2 separate regions of the Mus musculus genome follow, and region 1 is linked to region 2. The links are chromatin loops, found by intact Hi-C in ENCODE. Cell type or tissue: heart. All regions are shown on one strand. Each heading gives the region's core, and the rest is flanking DNA. Links, peaks and the distances in the headings are about the cores only.

Region 1 (12,347 bases), core at 2,089-10,088, 200 kb before region 2:
TGGCTCACAACCATCTGTAATGGGATCTGACACCTTCTTCTGGTGTGTCTGAAGGCAGCTACAGTGTACTTATTTATAATAATAAATAAATCTTTGGGACTGAGCGAGCAGGGTTGACTGGAGAGAGCAGAGGTCCTAAATTCAATTCCCAACAACCACATGAAGGCTCACAACCATCTGTACAGCTACAGTGTACTCATATCTATAAAATAAATAAATAAATCTTGAAAATTAAGGTTGAAAATGATTGATGATATTTACCTCTGGCTTTCATATTCACACACACACACATACACACACACATACTCACATAGACATGCATACATGTCTATGCATGAGTGTGTCACATAGACACACACACATTCATACACACACTCGTACACACTCACATAGACATGCACACACACACATATAGATGATGCACACATTCACTCACACATACTCACATAGACACATGCACACATTCAAACACACATGACACATGCACACACTCACACCTCAGACTCACGGCTCAGTTCATTTTGGCTAATATATTCAGCCAAGTCTCTTGTCTACAGATCTGGAAGACTCGGGTGTCTCCCAGTTCCCCTTGGGTAGCAGAGAGATGAGTGAAGCACACCTATATTGCACTTCTAAGGGCCTAAAAGTGCTAACCTAAATGTCCTGGGTCAGACAACCTTGAGGTACTTCTGAGGGTAGAGCGCTGGGTCAAATTTGGAGAACACTGGCCTGGGAGGCCTGGGAGTCTCTCCGAGAAGGTCACACCCAGGATCTTTGCCCAGTGTGGAAACCTCGGCAGCTCTAGTTACTGGCTAAGAAGTTATTATTATCTAATTACTGGATAAAGAAGCCAATGATCTCAGCAACTCGTACAAGGTCAAAGGACCTAGCCGAGGAGGTAAGAGTTGAGCCTACAGGGAAGGGCCTGAGCCCTAAGACCTAGCTATGGACTTTGAACGCCATGGAGCCTGCCTGCTCACTTCTTGAGCCCTTCCCCAGCTCTGGGTACTGGAAGTCATACTGGGGACCATTTTCTTTCTTTTTTTTTTTTTAAAGATTGATTGATTGATTGATTGATTGATTGATTGATTTATTTATTTATTTATTTATTTATTATATGTAAGTACACTGTAGCTGTCTTCAGATGCACCAGAAGAGGGCATCAGATCTCATTACAGATGGTTGTGAGCCACCATGTGGTTGCTGGGATTTGAACTTCGGACCTTCGGAAGAGCAGTCGGGTGCTCTTACCCACTGAGCCATCTCACCAGCCCCCTGGGGACCATTTTCTACTCTGTGGTTCCTGTTCTGGGATCAGAACTGTGGCAATTAGAAGAATCTGCACCTTATATCCCCCAATATTCTAGGGTGTGGCCCTAGCCCAAGGCAAGGCTAGTGGGTGATTGACAGCCCCTCTGGAAGGATCTGGACTTTACTCTGAGCCTTGCATGTTCCCAGGAGAAGGTATGGAGTTGGCTGTACGTGACCCATCACAGCACCTTGTCTGTGAAAATCTGATGGTGAGTCTTCAGCATTCTAAGCCTTGGTTACCTCATCCATATGTTGGGGTTGATTTCCAGCATCTGGGACATTCCACCTTCAGAGTACTCTGTAGCTGTGGGGCCATGGAGGATGCCAGACTCAGTGTCTCCTCAGCACGGTTTTTGGAGGGGCAACAAGGCAATCAGGCCTTGACAATCCCTGTCATTTCCCATAGCCTGCCAACTGCTGCAGTTGACAGGGCTGAGTCAAAACAGGTCTGGAGCACAGGTCATGCCTGCCTGGTGGCCAGGAGGGCAGCTCAGAGTCCATTCTAAGTGCCCAAGCCCCTCCACTGCAGAAGGCTCAGGCCAGCTGGCCACGTGCTTCTGCCCACGAGGTCCCTGGCATGCGAAGTAGGAGGATGGGACGAGGAGCCCTAGTCAGTGTGGCCAGGTCCTCTGGGAGGCTGCCTTGACATCTTGGAGCTCTGCCTGTTGCAGAGACCTGGGCCCGAACTGGGTGTTGTGCTCCTATTTATTTGGAGGTGGCTGGAGATACTGGGCAGGGTCCCTTCTGACGTTAGCTCTTTGACCAGTCCAGAAAGGACTGTCCCCAGACCTTTCCCAGTAGCTGTTGTAAGAGAGCCCCATGGTTGATGTCTTTGATAGATATGCACATATTGTTCCACATGCCTGAGACTGGAGGATAAGGACAGAAGTCCCAGCCCAGCTCCTCCCGTGCTCTCCTTGGCTCACAGATAGCAACTCTTCCTGCACTCACCTCTGTGCATTTGTATTTTTATGAAAGATACATCCGATCAAACTAAGGATCTACTCTAACCTTTATTTCTGAGGCAGGGTCTCACTGTATAGCCCAGGCTGGCCTCAAACTCATGACCACCCCTCTCACCTCTGCCTCCTAAGCACTGGGATGACATTCACTACCCTTGGCTCAAAAATTAAATTTAATTCTCACCACATGCCATCATTTTCGGGGGCACTAGGGATGGGGGGGGGCGGTCAGGACTTAAGCGTAAGCATTTTGAAGGATACCACCAGCTGGGGACACGTCCCTGGGAAGAAGGTAGGTAAGGCAGAAAGATAGACTCGGTGTGTTAAACACTGGTGGAGGTCTTCCGGATCATGGCCTTGGCTAGCTGAGCTGAGCTGTTGAGACCTCCTGGGGAATGGGTCCCACAGTGGGGACTTGGCAGCCTGAAGGGAACAGCAGGGACGGGGGTCTCAGACTACATGTCCTTTTTATTCTTCCCTGACTCACTGGTCTCTTCAACAGAAGTAGACAAGTGCTCACTCACAGGCCAGCAGTACACGGTGGCCTGGCTGGGCCTTTAGAGGCAAGCATTCTTCCTGCCCTTCAAGCACATGTGGACTCTGGATGATGGACAGATGGCTTGTTGTTCTTTGCCTCAGCATCCACATCTGTCAAATGAGAGACACTGAGGGAGCTCTTAGGGCTGCGGCTGAGGCTCGCCCTAAGGGGGCTGACCCTGTGTGGCTATGCTTGGGCATCTCTGTCTCCGTTACTTACACTCATCTCTGGATCCTTGGAATACTCTGGGCAGGCAGAAGTCCTGTTATTTCAGTTACCGAGCTGTTGGGAAACTGTGGCCTGGACAGATGAGGCCACAGGCTCAAGGTTGTGGGGCCAACCCTGGGTCAGTCAGGCACAGGTGAATACCTGGTTCCCGCTAAGGAGCCGATGGATACCCCTCATGTGTCCGTTTTTGCCCTCTGCCCATTTTGGGTCCAGTTAGCTTCCCAAGGAGTGGCCAACCCACCCATGGAGCAGTGACCCCCCCCCCCCCAAAGCGAGAGATCCATCCTTCCTCCTCATGCAGCCAACAGGTCCTCCTCCATTGGAGGGGACCAAGATGCACAGGACACTTGGTAGCATCCACAGAGTGATACACAATGTGGACCAGAGGCTGCAAGGTTAAAGGCAGATGAGGCAGAAGGCTTCTTAGAGGAAGCACTTTGAGAGATCAGAGGTTCATTGTTCTGATGAGGGAACAGCAGGAGTGACCCTGGGGAGAGCAAGACCACCTGTCTGCTCTCTCAGAGCCCCACAGAGGTCAACATATCCTCTGTTCACCCACCGCAGAGTGGCACACTTGGTGGGTGGAAGTGGTTGTGTGGTCCAGGCTCTGGATGCCCAAGCTCTTCACTGAAGTTTGTGCCATGGTTGTTCTCAGAGGCCCATTTAGTAAAGGCTCCATCTTCAGAGAGGTGCTACAAGGATGGGTGGAGCCTCTGAGAGGCAGCATCTAGGGCAGGCTTCAAGATGTGCCCTTGAAGGGTACTGTGCAGGCTTCTTGTTTTTTTCTTTAGGTGGATAAGGTGCTCTCTTCCTTCCTTCCTTCCTTCCTTCCTTCCTTCCTTCCTTCCTTCCTTCCTTCCTTCCTTCCTTCCTTCCTCCCTCCCTCCCTCCCTCCCTCCCTCCCTTGCTTGCCTCCCTCCCTCCCTCCCTCCCTCCCTCCCTCCCTCCCTCCCTTCCTTCCTTGCCTCCCTCCTTCCCTCCCTCCCTCCCTTCCTTGCCTGCCTCCCTTCCTTCCTTGCCTCCCTCCCTCCCTCCACCTCTTTCTTTCTGGATCTGGGGCTGGCCTGGAATTTGCTTTGTAGGCCAGGCTAGTCACAGTCTGATGCCTTCCTGTCTCTGCTTTCTAAGCGCTAATATGACAGGTGTGCACACTGTTCCTGGCTTATTTAATTTAATTTAGTTTTGGGAGCTAGGGCTTTACTATGCAAACCAAGCCCACTTAGAATTCATGATGATCCCCCTGCCTCTGCTTCCTCAGTGCTTGGAATAGGTGTGTGGTGCTAGGGATGGAACTCAAGTCCTTGTGCATGCTGGGAAAAATCCCTCTATCAACTGAGCCAGCTCTCATGGAGATCATTAAATAATAACAGTCCTTGATGCCTCCCCATCCCCATCTACAGACGAGGAGACTGAGGCTTAGAGAGGTGAAGGGCTTACCCAGTGAGTCCTGTTGGGGCTCAGACCCCTGCTTTGTGGGTGTAGAGAGGTAGCCCTGTGTCCTCTGCCTAGCATCCCCCAGTAGAAGAACATCTTTAGCCCTCTCCTTCTCTCCACAGTTCAGTGGGTTAGGCCAAGGCCCTGCAACTAGATCCCATGGTCATTCTGTGGGGCCTGAGGTGTATCACCTGGCTCCCATATGTGCCTGAGGTTGCTGGCTAGTTCAGCAGGGGTGAAGGTTGGAGAATGAGCTCTCAGGGCTAGCTGACCTCTACATGCTGCATACATGTCCACACTGTAGCCCGGCTTCTGTCCCATGAATCAATGTATAGGAACTCCTGCCAGGGCCCAGCACACAGTAGGAGTTTTGGGTATCATTTCGCATACTGGAGACAGGAGGTGTCCTGAGAAATAGAACCCAGCACCCGGTCTTCCTGGGTTGCTGGAGCCCCATTTAATTCTGCAAAGGTCAGTTTACTCAAGGGGTGGCAGTGCCTGGGGTGGTGCTTGGCTCTGAGAGCACTGTGTGAGGAGTCCAGAGAGAGCACTGGGCAAGGAGTTGGAAGCCTCATCTGCAAGTCCCCAGCTAACCTAGGCCACACTGCCCTCTCCTGGCCCATGTGCTCCTCACCCCTGATGTGGCCCAGGTAGACTGCTGGCCATGGGACAGGACCCAGACACTGCCTGCTGTTTACCAGGATTCTGCTTGGAGGGTTCCACCTCCTGCCTGCAGCCCTGCTGCGGGCCTCCTCCCCACTGTGTCTGACTCACAACTTTGCTATGTATGCAGAGAACATTCCTGAGCCCCCGCCCTGCAGCAGGGCTCTCTGTGGGGGCAGACTGCAGGGCTGTTCACTGTCCCTGGAGAAAGACTTTTGCTTCCCTAGAAGTGTCCCTCATTCTGCCCTTGGGCCTCTTGGTGGTGGCCACAGCCTGTTCCTGTCTGGGACCTCAGCAAGTGTGTGAGTGTGTGTGTGTGTGTGTGTGTGTGTGTGTGTGTGTGTGTGTGTGTCTGGGGATTTCCTAGGACTAATCACTAGTCATCTTACCACAGAGGATAATGAGTCAGAGCAAGCCAGTACACCTGGGTCATCTATGTTCATAGACCTTAGACAAGTGGGGTTGGCTTTGTGTAAGTGACAGGGGACATGTGGTTGCAGCAATAGCAGCTGCAGGGCCCATGCACCAGTGACAATCATCTACCCAGTAATGTCCACACAGCCTGGCCTTCATAGAAGCTCCTCTTGGTAGATGAAGTTCAGCTGTGTGGCAGAGCCAAGTTCTGTACTACAGGGACCACTGGGTCTTCCCTGTCTGTCAGCAAGGAACCCTCAAGGTTCCCTAAAATCCTCAAGGCCACCCCCAATCAATCCTCTATACTCAGCCCAGGTCTCTGTTTGTGATATTCTGCTGTCCTTCCCTCAGCTGTGGGAGTGTCTGGTACCCAGGCCCTCTGAGTGCACAGGGCTAAGTACTCACCCGCTGTCAGTGACAGACACTGCTTGATGCCTGGGATGCTTAGGATCCTCTGCCGGGACCTGGAGCCTACCCCTGCCCCCACTTCCTTGCAGGAAGGCTCAACAGCCCTGCTGCCTTTGCCTTGCCTTTTCCTCCAGGATTCTGGTCCTGGCCTCACCCCTCTTTCCTGGAAGAAGAGACTCATTGTTTTTGGATTTGCCATGGATCCTAGGAGCCAAGATACATCTGGAAACATCAGGGAGGAACACAGAGTACTGGAGTGAAGGGTATCCTCTGTGGGGCCTTATCTTATGCAGAGGAAGGGAGGTGTTGATGCTGTTGTATTGGGGCAGGTTATCTCATCTCTCTGGTCAGGGTTGGGGGGGTGGTCCATGCCATCTACAGTTTTTGGGGGGGGTCAGTCAGCACATCTGGCAGACACTGAACCTGGGTCAGTGCCCTGTGAGAGCCTTGCTGTGACTCAATGTGATCATCTTAGTGTGGTGACTCTTGCAGGAATTCTGGGAAGGGACAAACCAGTGTAGGTAACAGAAGGCACTGGACTGGCTCTAGCAGCCTAGGCCTTTAGGTTGCCTGCACCCTCCAAGAGGGCCTTCATTGCTCTTGAGCAGATCTATCCCATAGAAACATCATATAGACACCGGGGGCTGAAGAGTGGCTCAGCGGTGGTTAAGAGACTGTATTGCACGGCCACTCTTGCACAGGACCAGAGTTCAGTTCCCTGCATATCTGGTGGCTCACAGCGGAACTCCAACTCCAGTAGATCTACTGCCCTCTTCTGGCCTCTGCAAACACCTGCACTCATGTGCACAACTTCACACAGACACATGTAGATAATTTAAAGGAAAAAAAAAGTCAAGTGTTGGAGGCCCAAGCCTTTAATCCCAGCATCCATTGGGTAGAGTCACATAGATCTCTGTGAGTTAGAGGCCAGCCTGATCTGCATAAGGAGATGTCAGCCCAGGGATACATAGAGACCCTGCCTGTCTCAAAACAAAACTAATTAACAACCAACTAACTAATTAAAAAGAAATCTTAAAGGTAAACTACTTAAGAGGATGCTGAAGTTTTGAGTTGGCCCCTTAAAGAGGCCAGAGGAAGGAGGTAAAGTGGACATTAACTATGTCTGCATGTGACTGACACTCAGACCCTGAATTGTGCATTCCAATTCATCACCATCAGATTGTCATAAAAAGACTCTGCCTGTTGAACTCTGCATATTGATCATGGTGCTGAAGTTGTATTTAACAGCTTCAGGACAGGCAGTTGTGGCACACTCCTTTAATTCTAGCACTTGGGAGGCAGAGGCAGGGGAATCTCTGGGTTCAAGGCCAACCTGGTCTACAGAGTGAGTTCCAAGACAGCCAGGGCTACACAGAGAAACCCTGTCTTGAAAAACAACCAAACCAACCAAACCAAACCAAACCAAACCAAACCAAACCAAACCAAACCAAACCAAACCAAACCAAACCAAACAAACAAAACCCAACAAACTTGGGTCTTCTAGAATTGCAATCTGTACCCTTAACCAATGAATTCACTCTCTAGCCATCATCACCACCACCATCATCATTTGTATGTAGCTCAGGCTAGCCTCGAACCTGACATGAGCTGAGGATGACCTTGAACTTCAGATCCTCCTGCCTCCACTCAACCCAGTACTGGAATCCCAGGCATGGGTCACCACACCTGTTTTGGGGGGACATGGGGGATCAGACTGTGCGTGTCCTAACCACTATACCTATTGGGCCACTCCTCCAGCTCTGCATCTGGTCTTGAAGTGACTTCTTTGCTGTGAGGCTGAGGGAGGTAACAAGGGGTGCGTGGGAGAACCACACTGAACTGCCCTTTGTGAGGCCCTGGAGAGGAGCAGGGGAGGAGACACAGAGAGGTCTGTGTAGTTTCTTAGAGGCGAAGCAGGAAGCCTGCCCTGGTCATTGGGATGTTGGGACGAGCTCACTCTGGGTCTTAGCCTGTGGGCCTGGCATTTGCTGGGTGCCAGCTGCCTGTGGTCCTGGGGTTGGCACAACAAGTCTGGCCGCCAGCAGCAAGGTGGGTGGGGCGTGCTGAGGGGCAGCATCCATCGCTCCAACAGTCCTGTGGTCCTGCCAAGTGGTGGTGGAACCAGGCCCACGTGTCAAGGTGCCTGGTAACTGGATGGCTATGTGAAAAATGCCAGGGGTGTCCACAGCCAAACCTTCATATTGGGATTCTGGAATCAGGCGGATGGTGGCTGGAGCCAGTCTGTTTGTGCAGGGCGGCCTGTGGGAAGGTGCCCAGAGACGGGACAGATTACAGCCAAGGGTATTACCCGCTGGGCTCAGGGTTAAGGGAGAAGAAAATAATCACAGACAACAGAAAGCACAGCTGCCAGCCCTCCTGGGTCTGAGACGGTGGCTCTGGGCACAGAGGGTAGGGTCAGTACCTTCTGGGTGCCTGGAGATGATGCCAGGCACACACTCGGTGGCATTTCTAGTGCACACAGCACCTGGGATCATTTAGGGGGACATGATAGTGTTTTCTTTTTTCTTTTTTCTTTTTTTAAATCAGAAGATCTTAAAATATGTAGCTAGGTTGGAGAGTGCTTGTGCCTCATGCACAAAACCCTGGGGTTCTGTCCCCAGACTGCATGGGCTGGGCATGAGGGTGCATATCTGCCACTCTAGCACTGGGAAAGTGGAGGCAGGAGGATCAGAAGATTACAATCATGTCTCAAAAGTGTGGTGCCCTGAGGCTGCACCCATCCGTGGGGGTGTTGATAGGGTGAGGGACGTTTTCTTCAATGGTTTGGCTTCTGGCAAGGCGGTCCAGGCTTTTTCAAACAACCCCATTTGTGCTCCCATAAGCAACCTTAACGGGCTCTTTGGGTCATACACACAGAGACAAAAGTAGAAAGGAACTAGTTATGAACACACACACACACACACACACACACACACACACGAGAATATGAAAACGTCACAAAGAGGGCCATCGTGTATCATTACTGTATACTAATACAAGGCTGCTAGTCTGCAGACCCATTCACACATTTACACAGGATTCAGTGATGTCCCTGTAAAATTCACACCCACTCCCAAACTCCATATACTTGGAAAAAATGACCTGGTTGATGTAATTAGTCACAGAGAGGACACCATGCAGTAGGGTGGGCCATGATCCAATGGCTCTGTCCCTTAGAAGAATGCCACAGTCAGAAACACGAAACTGTGGGGAAAAAAACCCTTGATGTCATAGTGATGTGACCAAGAAATCCTAGAGCTCTCAGACCCTGGAGCAGGCAGGAAGGGCAGTCTCCAGAGCCTTCTGAGAGAACGGCCCAGTTCACACCTTGAGGTTGGACTTCTGGCCCACAAGGTTCAAGACACTTGGGTTGAGGTGCTGTCCTGTGGTGTCAGCCAAAGTGGACAGATAGCTTGACACTTGTCTAAGATGGCTGTGGTGCTCAACATTTATTATTGTTTGTTTGTTTTTGACTGGGTTGTGGATGTCCTGAAACTTGCTATGTATAGGCCAGGCTGGCCTCTAATTCAGAGATATGTATGCCTCTTCCTTATGTGTATGGGATTAAAAACATGTTTCTCAGGACGGTCTGTCTAGGAGGTGGGTGAAACTTACCTCACCCTGTTGTCAGCCCCGTGCCAGGCAGTGACATGAAGGGGTTCTGTCCTCAGTCAAAGGACCTCAGCGGTATGCATGTGTTGAGAGGGTGTGGGCGAGAGGTAAGCCTGAGTCAGAGCCTCAGTTCTGATGGGAGCTCTATAGAAGAAGCTCTTGTCTATATTCTCAGCACTTGGTCATTGATGTAGGAGGGTTGTCATGGGCTACAGAGTGAGCTTGGGCTAGCCTGGGCTTCAGAGCAAGACCCAGTGTAAGCAAACAAAAAACCAAAACAAATATTCTCGGTTTTTGCTCCTGCTCTACTGTCTCCTGGCCAAGTGATCTAGAGGAGTCACACCTTTGTCAGCCTCTTCCATATCTGTTAGATATGTCAACTCTGGTTTCTGCTTTAGAGACTGCCATGAGGATCTGGGGGAGAAATGCCCCTTGTTCCTGTGTCCCTTAGAATGTAGCTCCGAGCAGGGCTTTGGGGAGGGAATGGTCAGGGACTTAGAGTTCCTTGTCTCTGCCTGTCACCCATTATCTCTGTCTCCATATAGCTATCTCCATCAGCCCTTGCTGACTGTAGCATCATAGCACCAGCCCCAGAGAGGGGGCAGGGACATTGTAAAAGAAAACAAAAAACAACCCCCCTGGCTGTTCGTGTCTTCTGTAGTTTTCTATTGATGTCTCAAAAGAGCTGAGCCCTCCCTGCACCAGTGTGGTGGGTCTGAGTGGCTGTCACCCTCCAGGACTCCTTCATTTGAAGGTCCACCTCTTTTGGTTTTTGTCCTCAGGGTCTGCTCAGCACTTCAGTCGTCCTAAGCAGACTGCCAGGGGGGCTGTTCCTACTCTGACACCCAGAGGTCTTTCCCTGCAGGTCTGTCTGTCTTTGTTGCTTCTGACAGGCCACTGTGGGGAGCCAGCAACCATCAGGGCTCGGGGCTGTCCCGTGTAGATGTGTGTGGCTGGAAAGGTTCCCAAGCAGGGACATTTCTATGGGTCACAGGGTCTCTGCATAGATCACTTGTCTTGCCATCCTAGGGCCACACAGGTGGGGGCTGCCACATGTTTCCAGGAACACATGCAACCCTGCTGAGGAAGGCACCCAGGCATTTCTCCTAGAGCTTCCTGTGTGTCGTCCACACACAGCCACCAGCAAAGGGTGGGTACAGACATGATGGTGACCCTCCATTCAGGAGGAGGAAACTAAGGCCCAACAGCAGGGAGGTTAGTGGGTGGGTGGGGTAGTGGGTGGGTGGAGTTGCTGGGGAAGGGAGCTGCTTTCCTCCCTGCTGGAGCCCCACATTTCTGCCTCTAGATGGGGCCTGTGGTCCCTAGGACAGTCCACATTTCCAGAAAGCTCTGAGCTCTTGTTTTTCTGTATGGCAGATCTGTCAGGCAGAATCAGTGTGGAGTATGAGGGCTCTTCAGCAGGAGTGGAGGTACTCCATGACCCCCTAAGTGTCATCTGCAGTCCTTCTTGCAAGTACTTGGGCTTCTCCAGTGGGGGAGCAGCACCCCTCTTTGGGGCCCCTGCAGACCCCAGGCCTCTCTCTCTGGCTTTCCCTGCTTCGAGTTCCCCACAGAGAACTGTGGAGCCCCAGCCTGTTCCTCACCAGTGGGCCTGGAGGGATCCCTAGGAGAGGCGTTTGACTTTGTGGGCAGGTTTAGGTTTTCTTGGTGACCATAGCCTAGAGGAGTCTGGGAACATTCTGAGGACAGGTCAGTAAGAGCTCTGGCCTTTCCGTCCCTCTCTGTGAGCAAAGTCCCCAATTTTTCTTTTTGTCCTAAACACAGGCGAAAGGGGAAGTGTCCCTGGAGACAACCTTAGGAGCTTGGGAGGAGATACAGAAATAGTCCAGGCTGGACATCTTGACACCTCAGACTTGCTAGGTGACACTGGGTGACAGGATTTTCTGGGCCTCAACTTCCTCTTCCATAGCAGCAAGGGCAAGACTGGCCAGGGACATGACCTTGAGGCTACAGCTCACCACTTAGCCCAAGTTCAAAGACTGGACAGGGCTCTTTCTGACCCCTATCCTCAAGTCAGTGCAAGGGTGTGGCTTTGGGGTATAGAAATTCCAAGCAATAGTTATCATAAAGGAAAGGTGACATTTAGGATTTGTTTTCTCCGTTTGATGCTATTTTATACAGATTTCAGTGGCTCAGCTGCTATTAACCCAGGGCAGCTTGTTGCCAGAGCCCCTTCACTCTGCCTCTTTGCTTCCAAACTCTGCCCCCACAGCATGGCCTGTGTTCTGTCCCTGTGGCTTTACCTGTTCTATAACATTCTATCACTATCTGCGGCAGTATCCTTGTGCTTGGCTCTTGTCACTGTCCACCAATTGTTGGCTGGCTATGCCTGCAGCCTGGGTGCCTGTGGCTTGCCTATTGCTCAATATCACATGAGCCCCATGGCTGGTGCCAGGCTGTCAGAATAGGAATAGACCGGAACTTGATTTCTTATCTTCTCGTTGTGTCCAGATGAGTAGCTGTGAGCATGGCATCATAGACATTCATGCCCCGTCTGTGTGGCTGTGGCTGTGGTTTCTGTCTCATTCATTCTGGTATTGGTCACATTTTTTTCAGACAAAATGCCTGATACAAGGAGCTTCAGAGAGAAGGGCTTTGTTTCAGTGTACGGCTGAGGCTCCCTGGCCCTCCTGCCTGCTTGACACCTTCCCATCAAAGGTTCATCACCTTTCCTGTCTCCTTTCTCATGTTCCCAGAAGAGGATAAAAGGGAGCCTCAGAGAGTGACCATCGACAATATCTAATCTAATAAGGCTG
Region 2 (12,347 bases), core at 2,694-10,693:
TTTGGAAGCCTTCCTGGGAAGGACAGACACACAATTTGCACTGGCCTCTAGCTTCTGAGCCTCTAGACAATAGCACAGCCAAGGGGGGGCCCAGAATTCCACAGCCCACTGTTGGAGGGGAAAAGACAGAGGCCTCTCCTCCCTACAGAGTGAGGCCCTCCTCTTATGGAATGCTTGTGTGGGGCAATGCGCAGTTTGTTTGTAAAGTAGCCCTGTGGGGCCTGGATGGAGGGCTTTGCAGTGAGAGAGCAGGGGACCTGTTAGGTGAGTCCTCACCTTGTCCCCTCCCCTCAGTGTCCTGAAAATTGAGAATGAGAATCAGGCCTCGGCAAGGTGAATGTCCCCCTGATGAAACAGCCCACCAGGACCCCTCAGGGACCCATAACTCATTCCATTCCTGGGTGGTGGCAAAGTTGGTAGTGACCTGGGGACAGAGAGGCTCTCATGCTTTACAAGGCACCAGGAATGACAGACAGCAGGGGTGCAGTGGCAGGCACTCCAGGAGCATTTGTGGGGAAAACAAACAAACAAACAAACAAACAAACAAAAACCCACAAAAAACAAAACAAAAAAACAAACAAAAAACCGTGCCTGCTTCACATCAGCAATCAGAGCCTGCTTCCCTACTCAAGAGCAAACATGTACTGCCCAGATTGTCGGGACTCCAGTCTCCAAGCCCCAGTCTCCCCAACCCCACCCGTGCACATGCCAATGGTAGCAAGTACCAAGCCAATGACTGACTGATGGAGTGACCAAGCAGGCTGACCAAGCGCCTGTACAGTGTCTGCAACAGTGAGTGGCTTCAGGAGCCCCTACCCTAAGCTAAGGCAAACCCACCGTCCCCAAGACATTGTCTGGGGCTCTGCAGCACAACCCACGAAAGGGCCCAGAACCTGAAGCCAATCTGAAACACAAGCAAAAAAAAAAAAAAAAAAAAAAAAAAGTAGTCGGAACCAGCAAGCACTCTTCCAGACAGAAGATCTTAAGCGCCAATCCTGACGGCCACAGGCAAGCCCACAACTATTGTCCGGAACTGCAGCCAAGATTCGGAACGACACAATTCCTCTTCGGAGGAAGAGTGCAGGGAATTTAAAAATAAAAATAAATATAAAACCCCTCTCCCCCTCCTCCTCTCCTTGGGGGGAAGGGCTCGTTGCCATTCCCAGCTGCAGAACTGCTCAGGCCCCACGCGGAGACCAGGAGGCGGCTGACGATGATTGGGCCTCGCAGCCGGCGGCTCAGCCAATCTGCTGTCTGGGAAGTGGGACCATTCATGAAAGCACTGCGAGGCGCGGGGTGCGGGCAGCGCTGGGTTGTGGTGGATTCCTGTGGTTCCGCACTTTGCCACCTGGCCTTTGGCCCTGGCCTGGTGCAGGGCGAGTCCCTCGCAGGAAAGACCCCAGTCAGAGGCTGCAGAACATGCAGGACCTTTTGAAAGTTTGCCCGGGCAGGGCCGGGCCGCAGAGCCGGCTACTTCAGGGGTTGTGACCATGAAGTCATTTTTCTCCAGATTGGAGTCATGTGTTTTCAGTTCCCTAGTAGCCATTGAGTTCCCTCTGAGTCTGGGGCCCGCCCTAGCTGCCAGTAGGAGCATAAAGCTGGGGCCCCAACCGATTCCATCTTGGATTACTGGTGCTCAGGTTTACAGAGACCTCAGGAAAAATGTTTGGGAGGGAGTGGGCTGCTGCGGGCATGGCTTGACCTGATGCTTTTTAAATGAGTTAGCTAATTAGTAAATAAAACAAAACAAGGTCACAATCAGCCGAGGCTTACCTCAAATTCACAATGTAGCTGAGGATAATCTTTAATTTCTGATCCTTCTGCCTCTACCTCCTCAATGTTGGGATTACAGATTGCAAGTGTGCACCACCATTGCCTGATTTATGTATTGCTGAGTTGGAACCTAGGACTTCATACATGCTCAGTAAGCGTGCTATCAACTGAGCTATGTCTCCAGGTCCCAAGGCTGCTTCTGAGGTCTATGTACTGTCCTCCAGCCCCCAAGACTCTGGATCTGGAACTCAGACAATATCACTGCCAATGGGGTCCAGAATGCCACAGACCACTGTTGGAAGAGGAAAGACAGAGGCCTCTCCTCCTTGTAGGGCCATGTGCAGTTTGTTGTCTTGCAGAGCCTGACTGCACGCCCTTGCTGTAAGAGAGCGAGGGATAAGCCAGGTGACAACCGGTCCTCGGACAAGGTGAATGTCCCCCTGATGAAACAGTCCAGCAGGACCCATCAGGGACCCAGAACTCATTCCATTCCTGGGTGGTGGCAAAGTTGGTAGTGACCCAGGAGCAGAGAGGCTCCTGTTCCTTGCCAGGCAGCAGGTGCGACAAAGGCAGCGGGAACTATGGTCTCCAAAGCCCCATGTCCTTCTCAAGCATGGCCACCACACTGCTCAGTGGAGCCACTGAGCACGGGGACACACAGAATTTTCTCAATGGAAAGATTTCCTCATAGCAAGTATTTCGCCAGGGCCTCTTGGGTTGTGAAGGAGGCTCCACTGCTTCCAAGTATGTTGAGCAAGCCTAAGAGCTTAACTCAAAAAAGTAACAACAGTTGGGATGTAGCTGAGTCTTAGAGTGTTTGGGTTTGATTTCCAACACCACATAAACTCAGGATGCTGGCACATACCTGCAATCCCACAGCTAGAGAGATGGAGGCAGGAGAATCAGGAGTTTAAGGCTAACCTTGGCTACCCAACAACAACCACAAAAGCCCAATGAAGTCTGTGGTTGGAGGAGGCTGGCTGCACAGCTGAGCTGAGCTTCAGGTGGCAAAGCCCCTCCCCAGATAGGGCTCCTGGTTCCTCCTTTGTGCGGTGGTGGGCAGAGAAGGGCATTCCCATGCTGCTCTGCAGCACGTATGCAAAGCTGGATGCTCACAGAGACAGGTGAGAAAACCAATGCCCCTGGTGGGCAGGACGGTAACCACATGCCCCCAGGCTGCTCTCATTGCAGATGGTGTGAACCTAGGAGTCAGAGCTGCCGAGCATAAATAAGGGAAGCAGAAAACAGAGAGGGCTTGGTGGGGAAGCCAGGATACCACTTCTCTCTTCAGTCCTGGGCTGAGGCAGCCTCCCTCTGTTCATCTTCTTCTCAAACAGAAGATGTTAGGGGTAGAAAAGCCCATGGGTTCCCAGACCAAGGCAGGCACATTGGCTTCAGCAATACAGAGAGAACCCTTAGAAATTTAGTGACACATTTTCTTGTGGCTCAGAAGCATAGATGTACCCCAAGTGACTTGTAGACTGTCCCTTATCTCCCAGGACCTGCCTGTCCTCCTCGGCTGCCAATAATGGCTCCAATGGAGTTTCAGAGTCAGTCAGCAGGCTCAAGATGATAAAGTATTCCACATCTTCAGACATGAAAATATATGTCATAGAGTTAGGACATGGTTTTTGGAATGTTTCAGTCAGTACACACAGGTCACACTGCAGTAACACCCCCCACCCCCACCCTCCACACCACCCCCACACCACAATGGCTTAAAGTACAGTTGCAAATGTTCCCCATTAAGAGCCATATAATAAATAGGTTTTCAGTCTGTCTCAAGTAAAGTGGCTTCTGAGAGTGTAGATGTGACAAGGCCATGTTCTGGTAAGACTCCATCTGTGGAGAGACAGCAAATAGATAATGTGATGATTGGTCTGGGATCAACTAAGAGACAGGTCTTGTGGGCATTTCCAGGAAGGCAAACTGAGAAGCTGCTCCTACCAGAGTGGGTACCACCTTCTGGAAACAGACCAGATCTAAAGAACTCCTGGGGGAAAATAGGCCTATCATCTGCCTGCCTTTTCCCCTTGCTTGTAAGTGCATCAACACTGTTGCCGCTGCTGCTGCTGCCACCACCGCTGCCATAGCTGCTTTCTTCCACCATCCTTCACTGCTGTCAGGACCTTAACTCTTCAGCCTTCCAGTGAGGACTAAGGACCAGCAGCTTCTGTGAACCCTCCGGGTTCTCAGACTGTGACGTTGACCTTGTGGCATGGGTTCTGTCAGATCCTCAGCCTCCTCAGCATATAGAGGTCACTGTTGAACACTCTTGCCCATGTGGTGTGAGCCAATCTAATAAAGCCCCCTTGTGATATATTTTCATGATAATTACTCCTCCAGAGAACTCTTGACTAAAACAAATGGAAAACAGGCCACCAGTCAGGCCTCAACTGGACGACCCAAAGAGGGGGCTCCCAGGGACCAAGTACTTCTGTTCAGGTCTTTGCCAACTGTCCAAACATTTCCCAACCACCTTTATAGAACTTGTCTTAATCAGGGTTTCTATTCCTGCACAAACATCATGACCAAGAGCAAGTTAGGAAGGAAAGGGTTTATTCAGCTTACACTTCCATACTGCTGTTGATCACTGAAGGAAGTCAGGACTGGAACTCAAGCAAGTCACAAAGCAGGAGCTTTGGAGGGATGTTCTTTACTGGCTTGCTTGCTTCCCCAGAACAAAGACTACCAGCCCAGAGATGGTCCCACCCACATGGGGCTTTTCCCCCTTGATCACTAATTGAGAAAATGCCTTACAGTTGGATCTCATGGAGCCATTTCCTCAACTGAAGCTCCTTTCTCTGTGATAACTCCAGCTATGTCAAGTTGACACAAAACTAGCCAGTACAGAACTGTACCCAGCTTCATCTGACTTCTTGTCTCCTCCCTGTGTCTTTGTCTCCAGAGCACATGGCTTTAAACGAGGCTTCCACTCCTTAGCACAAACACTGTAACCGCAGGAGTCGCCTTCTATTTTGATTTGCTCACACCAGGCATGTACACAGTAGGTGCTCTATATATGTTTATAAAATTGAAGTCAGGCAGCCACAAGAGAAAAGGAAGAAAGAAAATCCAGACCCCAGGTATAGTTGGCTCAGGGCTGGCATCAGAAGCATCATGCTAGTTCTGAGAGCCCTGGGCAACCTCTGTGTGTGTGTGTGTGCGCGTGCGCACATTTCCTCCAATCTCACAAGCTATTTGTGTGACAGTGGCATATGGGAAGCAGACAGCAGCACCCCCTCTGAGGTTGAGGGAGCAATTTGGGACTCTGCCACCTCTGCAGGACCCTGGGCTTTACAGAGCATGGAGGCCTTTAGCACAAGCTGTGCCCTGGGTCAGTTGGTGCATCCCAGAGACAGAATTGTAAAGTATGGACAACAGCCTATTGTTCACATTTGAAAATAATGACAAAAGAGAGCCACTGTCGGGCCTGGGTATACAGGAGGCTGAGTGTGGAGGAGGCTAAGTGTGCAGGAGGCTGAGTGTGAAGCAAACACTTGGGCTGCAGAGAAAGGAAAACCTTCACAAGTGAAAAGTGGAAATTCTAAATATGGAGCTGGGAGGGGAAGTGGGAAATCCCCCTCCACCCCAGCCCTGTGGCTCTCCACCTTACCTTACCATCTGACTTCTGGGGCCTGGGTGCTGGGGATGGAATGCATGAAGGCCTGAGGACTGGGGAATGGAGACTGCATTCTATTTTAAATTACATCAAAAAGGAATCTGAGGGCTGTGGAAATAGCTCAGTTAGTGGTGCTTACTAAGTAATCATGAAGACCTAAGCTCTGATCCCCAGGGATGGTGTGGCACACAAAATCCCAGGGCTGAGAGACAAAGAAAGAAGGATCCCTGAGGTCTGTTGGCCAACCAGCCTGGCCAATTGTGAAGCTCCTGCTTCAGTGAGTGTCCCAAGTAGGGTGGGAGGCAGTGAAGGAAGACACTGAGAATTGGCCTCTAGACCCCATGTGGATGTGTGTGGGCACACATGTGCATGCACGAATCTTATCCATGTGGATGTGTGTAGGTATAGACATGCACATGTGTGTGCATACAGGACTATTCTCTGCTATCCTCAACCATCTTTTGTTGAGCTCTGAAATGGCTACACTATACCCCTGAGCATCCAGTATCATTGGAAACTTCAAGAGACACTGGGCTGGTGACCATGGTGACCCATGAAGCCTGTCGTGGGACCATTCAAGAAGGTGCTGGATGTGTTGGCCTAATTTTGGGACCATGCCATCCAGCCACAAAAACATCCCTGAACTTTAGGGGAGGCATGGGTAACTTAAAGACTGCTGTGTAGTCTCCTTTGTTGGCTGCCCAACCCTGGAGGCCCTGTCCCTAGCCGCGCCTGCCAACAGAGGCAGAACCAGAAGTCAGGCATTTCCGATGGCTCTTCCCACCGGAGAAGGAGGCCAGGAGGCCATCGGGTGATGGGAGCCCTAGCACCAAAAGTTGGCCTCCAAAAATAGCCCTTTCATCCTGTGTTGGGGGCTGTGGGCTATACCCCTGCAGGAAAACAGACAGAGCATATGGAAGCTTCCAATGACTGCACGAGGTACCAGCTGGCCTTTGAACCTGACAATCCTGTCTCCACCATTGTGCAAATCACACACATACTCAACTCCCAGTCCACAACTGAGCTAGGCTGGGCCTCACAGGTGTATGCCCAGGAATCCTCAGAGGGAACTCTCTCTTACTCTGGGCTAGGAGAGCTGTGGCTACTGCCCTGGGAGCATGTCCCTTAGAGATGCTACTGTGTCGCTATCATGGAGGCTGTGCCTGGGTTGTGAGCAGGCATGACTCACAGGCCTGCTCAGCGGATTCAGCCTCTGGAGCAGTTTCCTGCAGATAAGCCCGATATACAAGGGAAACCTGGCCAGGAGGGTGTCCTTTTCAGAGCACTTCCTCCAAGCCCCCTCCACCCCCGCCCCCCCCCCCGGGCTCATTTGTCATTCCAAGCATAGTTTCAGCTGCACTAAGGGATTTCCTCATTAAAGTCAACTTCCTCCTAGGTTAACTACACCTCTTGGCATCTGAGACCATCCCATTTTCTGATTTATTTATTTATTTATTTAACTCCAAGTCTCATGGTGGGTGGGGCTCTACTGCCCTTTGGGTGGACCTGCCAGCACCTAGGCAGCCTGGCAGGACAGGGCCTCCTGTACAGGCTGCCTCTCTAAGGCTTTCTCCTGCAAGATGAAGTTTTGGCCTAGACTGTATTGAGGGCTGTAATGGTGGGGGGTGTGGATGTTCCATATTAGCTTGCAGTGCCCCCACCTCCCTTGGCCCTAGCCAGCCCCAGCCCTGTAGACTGGATTCCCATCTAGATCTGCCAGGCACAACTATGGGCTCCCAGGAAGTGGAGGCAAGGAGACCCCTCAAGGCAATCTTGAGTGGGGTGAAGGACAAGGGGCTTCCCTTAGGACCTAGCAAGGTTGCTTGAGATTAAAAAGTGAAGCTAGAGAGAAACAGCTCACTGGGTTGTGGAGTACTCAGTGAAAGGCCCAAGCTCTGCTCTTTGTCTCCAGGCCTTTCACATCCTGCAGCTCGGTGAATTTTAGCCAGGATAGGTGATTTCCCAGAAGAACTGCTGGTGCCGGCCTGGCAGGCTTTTTCCCAGATGGAACCAGATAAGATGAGTTGTGTTTGGAGCTGACCACTTAGTCAGGAAATGAGGTAGCACTGTGGGCTATTTTAGGGCAAGATTCCAGAAGGTCCTCTTCAGCCAAGTAGAGGCCACCATGGCCTTCCTGCTGGGAAGAGTAGACAGTCCACATTGTATAAGGTACCTGTGCCTAATGGGACTTGTGGGCCTGTCTCTAGAATGGGGGTGGGGTGAGGTACAGACTTACCAGGGGCATTCTGACAACTGGACAGAGGGGGAATGGTTGTTTAACTCAAAGCCAGCTGGATGGAGCAGGGGGCTGGTGCCATGAGATCCGAGATCAAGCAGAAGGAAGAAAGAGTATAGATGTGGGAAAATGGATGGGTGGATGGACAGACGGATGGATGGATGGATGGATGGATGGATGGATGGATGGATGGATGGACGGATGGACAGGTGGATGGATGGATGGGTGAATGGGTGGATGGATGGATGGATGAATAGATAAATGGATGGATGGACAGACAGATGGACAGGTGGATGGACAGATGTATGGATAGATGAATGGATGGGGTGGATGGATGGATGGATGGATGGATGGATGGATGAACAGACAGATAGATGGATGAATGGACAGATGGATGGATGGACAGATGGATGGATAGATGAATGAATGGGGTGGATGGATAGATGAATGGATGAGTGGATGGATGGACAGATGGATGGATGAATGGACAGATGATAGATGCTGAGAGGAAGGAAGTAGGTAGGGAAGCAAAAATGAGATTAAGAAACAAATTAAGGAGCAGGAGTCTCTCCTACAACCCCTGGGTGGCTGCACTGGTAAGGGGATCCCTGTGTGGCTTCCTTGCCCTGAGGTAGCAAGGAAGGACAGGTAGCATGAAAGGATGGGTCCACAGAGTTTCCCTCTCCCCTTCCTAGAAGGCCTCCCTTACCGTGATGGGCCAGCCTCCCAGGTCTGACTGTTCATGGCTACCATGGAGAACCACCCAAGTTCCGACGGGTCTGGCACCAGCAGTCCTGGGCCCAGCACAGTAGCTCCAGCTTTGGTGTGGTAGTTTGAGTGAGAATGTTTCTCATACATGCTGGCATTTGAACACTTGGTCCCTAGTTGGTGACACTGTTTGGGGACATTTAGGAGATATGGCCTTGCTAGAGGAAGTATGTCAATGGGGATGGGCTCTGGACTTTAAAAGCTCCTATAATTCCCAGTTCACTCTCTTTTGCTTCCTGCTGGTGGTTCAGGATGTGAGCTCTCAGCTTGCTGTTTTAGCCACCATGCCTACCACCATGCCTGCCATCCCCCCCACCATGACAAACTGTAAGTCCAAATAAACCCTTTCTTCTATAATGTGCCTTGGTCATGATGTCTTATCACAACAGAAAGAAGACTGATACTGTGAGTGTGCCAGAAGGTTCTATGTCAACTTGACACAGCTAAAGTCATCTGAGACGAGGGAGCTTCGACTGAGAAAAACGCTTCCATAAGATTGGGTTGTAGGCAAGCGTTTAAGACATTTTTGAAATTAGTGGTTTGTGGGGGAGGACCCAGAGGCTGCGTTCCAGAGATAGCCAAGGTTGTACCTTGGGCTGTGGCTAGACTTGGTAATGTATAAGAGTCACCCAGGTGGTACTGGTTTTGGAGGCATGAAGGGATCCTGAAGAGCAGTTAAGCTCAGCACTGTGAGAGGCCATGGAAGGCCATTGGTGAAGGTGTAGCCTCAGTTACAATTGATGGCTCAGGACTGAAGGGATCATGCAAAGGAGTTGAGGCTTGGCATCATGAAGAGAGCCTATGAGAGGCTATTGGTGAAGCCTAGTTATAACAGAAGACAGCAGTGTTTTGGAGATGCCAGTACCATGAGATGACCACCAAGAACAGCAGCAGCAGTGCAGTATAGGCAGGTGGAGCCTAGAAGACAAGGTGTGTGCTACAAAGTGACCCAAGCCCTTGGAAGAATCCAGAAGATCATGAGTGGATCCCAGACATTGGACTGTTGGAGTTTGATTTTGCTTTTGACTGTGACTGTACCCTGGTATTTTTCCCTCTTGAAGGAAGAAAGTATTTTAGTGGAGCCCACAGTTAAGAGACTTTTAATTGTAAAAAGACTTTGGATTTTAAAAGAGATTGGATATTTTAAAGGGATTGAAATTTTAGTAAGAATTTGCAAAGACTATGGGACTTTTAAAGTTATTTACATCTTGGGTATGAATAAGAAAGTAAGGGTTGAAGCTTAATAGTGATGTGTTTGTGTGTCAAGTTGACAAGGGGTCAATTGTACTGGTTGGTTTTGTGTGTCAACTTGACACAGGTTGAAGTTATCACAGAGAAAGGAGGTCAGTTGGGGAAGTGCCTCCATGAGATCCAGCCGTGAGGCATTTTCTCAATTAGTGATCAAGGTGGGAGGGCCCCCTTGTGAGTGGTACCATCTCTGGGCTGGTAGTCTTGGATTCTATAAGAAAGCAAGCTGAGCAAGCCAGGGGAAGCAAGCCGGTAAGTAACATCCCTCCATGACTTCTGCATCAGCTCCTGCTTCCTAACCTGCTTGAATTCCAATTCTGACGTCCTTTGGTGATGAACAGCAGTGTAGAAGTGTAAGCTGAATAAACCCTTTCCTCTCCATCTTGCTTCTTGGTCATGATGTTTGTGCAGGAATAGAAACCCTGACTAAGACACATATATACACACACATGCGTGTGCACACACACATACATACATGCATATACACGCAGCAAACGAATGAAACCAAAGAAAGACAAGTGTTGTAGCTCCCTGACTGCCAGGGCCTTGGCGTCTGCATTTTACAACACTACTCTCCTGCAGCAACTTTTCCAGCAGGGAGTCTGGGACGCACCAGCTTCATTTAATGGTTCTCAGCAGCAGAGTCTGGCTCTAAGCAGGTGCACCAGCTTCATTTAATGGTTCTCAGCAGCAGAGTCTGGCTCTAAGCAGGTCTGGACTGAGCACGTGATCAAACAGTGGTGGGAACCCCATTCAGGCAAGCAGGCCCCTGGGTTAGAAATGTCACCAGGATCCTTTGACACCAGGAAACAGGTGTCCCAGGTCTCAGACCCAGTACCGCACCACACCCTGCATCTCCCGAGTTCCAGTGTGACTCCGGAGGAACAGTGTGACCTGAGTGAGTAGAGAGCAGTAGTGCTTGCCTGACACATCTGAAGGCCCAGGGTCAATTCCCAGCACCACATGATACAGATGTGTCCCAGAATTCAGGAAGTGGAGGCAGGAGATCTGAAGTTCAAGGTCATCTTCCTTCTATTACACAGCAAAGTAAAGGTCAGACTGGGCTACATGAAACCTGTCAGGAGGAGGAAGAGGAGGAGAATCAAAGAAAAAAAAAAACCAAAAACCAAAAAACAGAGAGAGGGAGGGAGAGAAGGAGGCAGGGAGGAGGCTGGAGAGCTGGTTCTGAGTTAGAACACTGGCTGTTCTTCCAGGGAACCTGGGTTTGAGTCCTCACCCCCAGGTAACCCTCTTCTGACCTCTTGGGACCCACACATAGAGCACAGACTTACATTCAGGCAAAACACCCACACACATTAAATTCGTAAATAATTTTTTCAAGGGAGGGGAAAAAGAGATGAAGACAGAGAGGAGAGGAGGGGAGGAGAGGGGAAGGGAGGGGAGGGAAGAGGAGGGGAAGATGCTTGGTAACTTAGGGAATGACACAGTCCTGCTGGCCTCAACTGTCAGGACCTCTCTGCTTCAGGTGTGGCCCTCACTCCAGCAAGGCCTCCTGGGAATCCCATGTAAGAGGCTGAAAGCCAGTGATCCCATCGCTGGGTCTCAGCATGCGCATCTGTTCCACTAGGACAAGGTATCAGCAAGAATCCCAAGCTCTCTCCTCAGCCAAAAACCTGGGTTCTGCCAACATGAGCATCAGTAATGATCTCTGGTTGGCTGTCCAGGTCCAGGAGGGCATTAGGATCCCTGTGACCAAGGCTCCCTCATCTTCTTCCAGGGTCTCCTGATTCTTCTCACCCCATTTGGGTTATCAGTCTTAGTCTGAAGGCAAGATGGCTCAGTTCCCTGTGCCTCAGGTTGACACAGTGACATACCAGGCAAAGTCTTCATCTGCACAGGGCAGCACAGAGCTAAGGAACACTATGACATTGTCTTCTCCTTGTCTCTTTCTTCCTTCCTTTCTTTCTCTCTTTCTTTCTTTCTTTCTTTCTTTCTTTCTTTCTTTCTTTCTTTCTTTCTTTCTTTCTTTCTTTCTTTCTTTTTTTCAGGACAGGGTTTCTCTGTATAGCTGTTAAATGACCTGTTGAGTGGGTGGCTGGCCATTGGTCACAGTCCCCAAACATAGTAAACACTCAGAAAAGAACAATTTCTCATTAGAACCAGGAAGTGCCTCTAGCCAACTGCAGTGTATTTCCTGTCTCTTCTCAGGAGGCAAGGGCTGGAATGGAGAGATGGCTCAGAGGATAAAGCGCTTGCTGTGAATGTGTGAGGATCTGAGTCCATACTGTGCCTGTAACCCCATTGTGTGCCTGTAACCCCAGCATGTGCCCATAATCCCAGCATTGATGGGGTGGATAAAGCAAGTTCCCTGGGTTTACTGAAAAGTCAATCTTGCCAAATCCATGGCAAAAACCCCAGTTCAGTGGAGAACAACTGAGGAGGACACTCAGCCTTGACCTCTATCTTCCACACTTCAGCCCACCGAAGATTTACATGTCACAGAGCAGTCTGCATGGCTCTACCCCTCTGCTTGACACTTGCTCAAGCTACTTTCTGAAAACCAAAACCCTAAACTGGGTGTGGTTCATCATGCCTGTCGTCTCAACACTAGGGAGGCTGAGGTCAGAGGATAACCATCAATTTGAGGCCAACCTGGACTAGTAAGTGAGTTCAAGGTCAGTCTGGGCTACAGAAAGAGACTGTCTCAAACGGGGAAAAAAAAAAAAACCAAAAGAGTAT

What was found. Peaks named below come from ENCODE experiments on the same cell type or tissue, not always from the same donor. Only the 100,000 strongest peaks of a DNase experiment are listed, where the experiment ranks them.
Region 1: it touches region 2 in a loop (1.9-fold over the local background); 2 of 42 quality-filtered maps call a loop at or near these places.

What each region holds. Positions count from the first base shown.
Region 1 is chr7:145,215,328-145,227,674 of GRCm38, reverse strand. It overlaps a transcript of Tpcn2 not described here. Among named protein-coding and RNA genes, the nearest start is that of Smim38, 13 kb to the right of the region's middle. In heart, for the core only: CTCF peaks have their summits at 5,101 (motif pointing left) and 6,729 (motif pointing left); DNase peaks (open chromatin) are centred at 5,254 and 6,104; H3K27ac peaks cover 5,138 bases.
Region 2 is chr7:145,019,927-145,032,273 of GRCm38, reverse strand. No RefSeq gene overlaps it. Among named protein-coding and RNA genes, the nearest start is that of Gm46023, 43 kb to the left of the region's middle. In heart, for the core only: no CTCF peak of the experiment used is centred there; DNase peaks (open chromatin) are centred at 6,163, 6,583, 7,003 and 7,423; H3K27ac peaks cover 1,860 bases.